2 separate regions of the Homo sapiens genome follow, and region 1 is linked to region 2. Evidence: chromatin loops called from intact Hi-C (ENCODE). Cell type or tissue: endothelial cell of umbilical vein. All regions are shown on one strand.

Region 1 (2,500 bases), 190 kb after region 2:
TTATATTTACTTATTTTAGCTTTACTTTTGTGTTCATATGACTTCGAAAAGAATATTGGATGTGGAGTCCAGCCAGAGTGTTTACACACAATTTAATGTGATTTTGATTGTAAATGAAATACAAGTCTCCTAAAGATGCTACCTGGGTTGGCATCATCAAGGGCTCTAAAAACTTGATGAGATTTCATCTACAGCACGAGCTTCTTAGGTGTTGGTTAGAATTCCTCATGGTTTTACAAAAGATTTCTTGCATAATTATACACAATGAGAATAACTTAGAAAGAGACTTGGTACATATCCATCATTTAGTGTTGCCTTTCACAATAGGCAATTGAATTTTTTAAAATGCCATTATTATTCTCTTAGTAGAAAATGATATGAGTAACATGTTTCCTACTAAGCACTGTATGTCAGAGACTATATTGAACTTTGCAGTTGCTCCCTGAAATAATTTTTCACCTAATATGAATTAATTTTTTAAAAAGCAAATGAGAGCTTAGCAAATGAAACTGATAATCATAGTTCAAAAGTTTGGATATTAATCCTTGATATGAGTTGTTGCTAATAAATCTTTTGGAAAAAACAGTTTACCTGACATTCTTTTTTTCAAAAAACAATTATATTTGAAATTATTTTATACCTTTAATTTAGGGGCCACCAAAACCTTTATTAAGTTTCTGATTAATTATTCTGTCATATTAGCCACACGCTGGTGTCCACAATCAAAATCAAAGAGTCATCTTAGGCTGATACTGGTTCTTCATACCCCACATCCATGGTAGTGGTCAGTTTCTTCCTTCATAATGTCTAAACATCATCCCTCTCTTCCAGGGCCTCTTCTTCAGGAAATATTTTCACAGTCTCCTTACTGACTACCCAGTCTTTTGTAGCCCTTTAATCCTTTCTACACAGCAAGGTCAGATTAAATCCCTCTGAAGCTCCACTTTCACCATGCTTACTTCCCTAATGATTTAAGAAGGTACAATGGCTATCTATTGCCTGCCACATGAAATCACACCATCAGCTAGCTGGTATAACTATATTAGTCAAAAAATTAACTGTCACAGTAGCACTCACAGACAGATACCTGAGTACAGACAGGACTCATAGAGGGTTACATCCTCCTGGGCTGGTTATGAGCAAGGGGCTGGTCTTGGACAATATGTTTTTAGGTACATTCTATTTCTTAGACTGCCCAGTAGGCTCTGGAAAATTGATTCATTCTAATAACACGCATGAAGACAGCTATTAACTAGGACACAGATTTCTTAATTTTCAGTGGTCCAACCACTACCAGGGCTGGGAACAGGACTGGTCAGATCTGAACAGGGCACTCCCTTCCTGGTGAGTGGTTCCCCCGGGAGACCAGACTATTTATCAGAGGGCGTGTAGGAAGCACAAAATCGAAAAAAGGAAATTGATTGTTGCTTGAAGGAAATATGCGTCATACTTATACAACCCAACCTATTGACCTTCTCCACCCAAGGGACAGCTCAGACTATGAAGGAAACAGAACTATCCTTATCATCTAAATCAAAACACCAATATCCCTTGGGAGTGATGAATAAACAGGGATGGTTCTTTTATCTACTTGTTTGTGTTAGTTACCTATACTTAAAAACAAACAAACTAAATGTACTTATTGGTTTCCCAACTTCATATCATTATGGTACCTCTTTGTGATATGTTAGTACATTCAGCCTGACTTTCACTTTAGGCTTTCTTCCTAATGAAGCAAAATTTCATAAATAAGCAATTCCTAAATTACAATACAGTATGAGATAAAATTACACAAATTCCAGTCATTGCCTGGTGTTAAATTCTTGTGCCTATTTCATTGAGTGTGATTTCCCAGCCTTGTCTCCAAAGATAAAGATTTATCTGACTTCCATTCATATATTCCTATCCTATCACCAAATGGCCCTGAAATTCACTTCCACTTCGCAAACAATTTACCCAACTCATAGAACCCTACCAATATTCTGTTTCCTCCACTCAGTTAACTCAACAGTTTTTTTTATTAAGAGCTTGCTGTTTTCTACACACTTTGATGGAAATCCAGGCAAGTAGATGAGGAATGAAGACACAGAGATAAATAAGAAAAACAAAGGCCTTGCTCCCCTGAATGAAGGTGTCAGTTGGTGACACAAACAATCACAGCACAATTTGCTAAGAGATGGAATAAGAGGTAGCCATTGGCCAGGCGCAGTGGCTCATGGCTGTAATCCCAACACTTTGGGAGGCCAAGGAGGGTGGATCACCTGAGGTCAGGAGTTCGAGACCAGCCTGACCAAAATGGTAAAACCCCATCTTTACTAAAAATGCAAAAATTACCCCAGCATGGTGGTGTGTGCCTGTAGTCCCAGCTACTTGGAAGGCTGAGGCAGGAGAATTGATTGAGCCCAGGAGGAGGAGGCTGCAGTGAACCGAGATCATGCCACTGCACTCCAGCCTGGGTGACAGAGTGAGACTCTGTTTCAAAAAAAAAAAAAAAAAAAAG
Region 2 (2,500 bases):
TCATTTACTATGATTCTATATCCAAAATGCTTCTAACAGCACTCTGGGTGCTAGAGTTACATATTAGAATTTTTGCTTAGGAGAATTGCATATCATATTGCACTCAGTATATTCATAATATTCACTAAATGGGAAGGGGGTACGTGATGGTTAATACTGAGTGTTAACTTGATTGGATTGAAGGATACAATGTATTGATACTGGGTGTGTCTGTGAGGGTGTTACCGAAGGAGATTAACATTTGAGTCAGTGGGTTGGGAAAGGCAGGCCTACCCTTAATCTGGGTGGGCACAATCTAATCAGCTGCCAGCATGGCTAGAATAAAAGCAAGCAGAAAAACGTGTAAAGAGAGACTGGCCTAGCCTCCCAGCCTACATCTTTCTCCTGTGCTGGATGCTTCCTGCCCTCGAACACTGGACTCTAGGTTCTTTGGTTTTGGAACTTGGACTGGCTCTCCTTGCTCCTCAGCCTGCAAACAGCCTATTGTGGGACCTTATGATCACGTAAGTTAATAAACTCCCCTTTATATATGCATCTATTCCATTAGTCCTGTCCCTCTAGAGAACCCTGACTAATACAGGGTAACTATATGTCTAAACTGGCATCTGACAAGCAGCCTTGCTTTAGTTCAGCTATATGAAGCTCAGTAACTACTCTCTGTATAAAACAAAGTATACACACACACACACACACACACACCCCCAAGAATCACAACTCAGGCTCAGTTACTCAAAAAGAAAGGGTCCAGGTGGTCAGATCCTACAAATGGTAGGCAGAGAAAAGGGGGACTTTATATAAAATTCACTTGAGAAGGATCATGCTGTTGCTTTTTTTAAATGAATCTTTTATTTTAAAAATAGGTTTTGATTTACAGAAATTTAGCAAATATAGTACAGAGAGCTCCCCTTTGCCCAGCATCCAATCTGCTCAGTTGTTAAGATGTTACATTAATATGGTAAACTTTTCACAAGTAATGAACCAATATTTATACATGGTTATTATTATACATGGATAATTTTATACATGGTTATTCAGATTTCTTTTGTTTTTACCTCTTGTGTTTTTTAAATCCCAGATTCCCATCCTGGGTACCACATGACCAGTCATATCCTCTTAAAATCCTCAACAATGTGACAGTTTCTCAGACTTTCCTTGTTTTTGACGACCTTGACAGTTTTGAGGTAAACTACTCAGGTGTTTTGTAGAATGTCCTCCAGTTTGGGATGTTTGATTTTTTTCATGATTAGACTGGAATTATAGGTTTTGGGGAAAAAGATCACAAAGCTGGTGTCATTCTCATCAGGTGATATCAATGGTACACTCTATCAACACATCTGGCCACTGTTGATGTTAACTTTGGTCACCTGGTGAGGTAGACCACAAGGTCAGACTTTTCCACTGAAAAGTTAACCTTTTTCACCCTTTTCAGAATGTGGCTTTTGGAAAGAAGTCACTCTGCAAAGCCCAGACTTAAGAGGTGGATGTTATGCTGCATCTCCTTGAGGGGGCAGTATCCACATATGTTTCTTTTTAAATCACGTGTGCAATCACAATGTTTATGTAATCACAAGAAACAACGGACAAAAAGGTAAGAAGTGAAAAAGTCTCAGAGAATACCTAGCTCTGTGTTTCTGATTTAGTGAAGACTGTATTTAATAATACCCATGGGTGGTCAGATTTAATGGTCAACATTCATTATTCACTTGGCAAATTTTTTTTGCTGTCTATTCTTCGTTAAATGCTGGGTTCCATCATTTGATCTTCAAATGTGTGGCAGGTAAGAAAAGTGCCACCACTGTCACTCAGATTTCCTATGAAAAGGCCAGGCAGAATGTTGATCCTGGCTGTTACAGATTTAGCTGTAAAGAATACCCGGGATTCTGGACAACAAGTCCAATACTCAATACTGTGGTCACCCTAACACCACTAAGAAGAACAGAACAGGCTGCTTTTGTTAAATATTTGCAAGGGTAATCTTTATTTGCTGAGCTATACCTGCCACTGAGAAATCAAGGATTCAGCTAAAGTTTTATTTGGGTCATCCTAGTGTTCCAGCTCCTCCAGACACAACTTCCTCTCCTACCCTTGACTCTCCTAGCCTCTGTAAACTATTACACTGGTGATATCTAGTTTCCTGCTACTGGAAATAAGCACTGTATGGACTGGTCTTGAATGCCTACTGTCTAATTGTATTATCAATGTGTTTACATGGAATTATTGCTTTAGAACTTTGATGTTCTTTTAAGAGCTCAAATTATTTTGGCATTTTACAGATCAGCCTAGTGGTCTTTGAGAAAATAATGAATATCTACTAAGTGCATAGCATTGTATTAGACATCGTAGAAAATGCCTTCAAAACAGAAAGAGATTACAACAGAATAATTGGTACTGGGAGTTATCATCTAAAAATTGCCAAAGAATATGAAAATCTCATGACTTGGGCATGTAATTCTCATAAGAAAGAGAAAGACAGAGTTGGTCAAGAGAGGTGAGGTCTGGA

The links. Hi-C counts contacts between places; a loop is a spot of excess contacts. Peaks named below come from ENCODE experiments on the same cell type or tissue, not always from the same donor. Only the 100,000 strongest peaks of a DNase experiment are listed, where the experiment ranks them.
Region 1: it touches region 2 in a loop (7-fold over the local background); 2 of 110 quality-filtered maps call a loop at or near these places.

Annotation. Positions count from the first base shown.
Region 1 is chr12:28,769,444-28,771,943 of GRCh38, reverse strand. All of the region lies in intron 2 of LOC105369711 (a long non-coding RNA gene), which reads left to right. LOC124902907 (a long non-coding RNA gene) reads right to left here and starts at 1,145. Exons shown (of 4, transcript XR_007063256.1): 1 at 1,088-1,145. In endothelial cell of umbilical vein, no CTCF peak of the experiment used is centred here; a DNase peak (open chromatin) is centred at 1,413; H3K27ac peaks cover 1,557 bases.
Region 2 is chr12:28,962,760-28,965,259 of GRCh38, reverse strand. No RefSeq gene overlaps it. Among named protein-coding and RNA genes, the nearest start is that of FAR2, 190 kb to the left of the region's middle. In endothelial cell of umbilical vein, a CTCF peak has its summit at 1,482; a DNase peak (open chromatin) is centred at 1,529.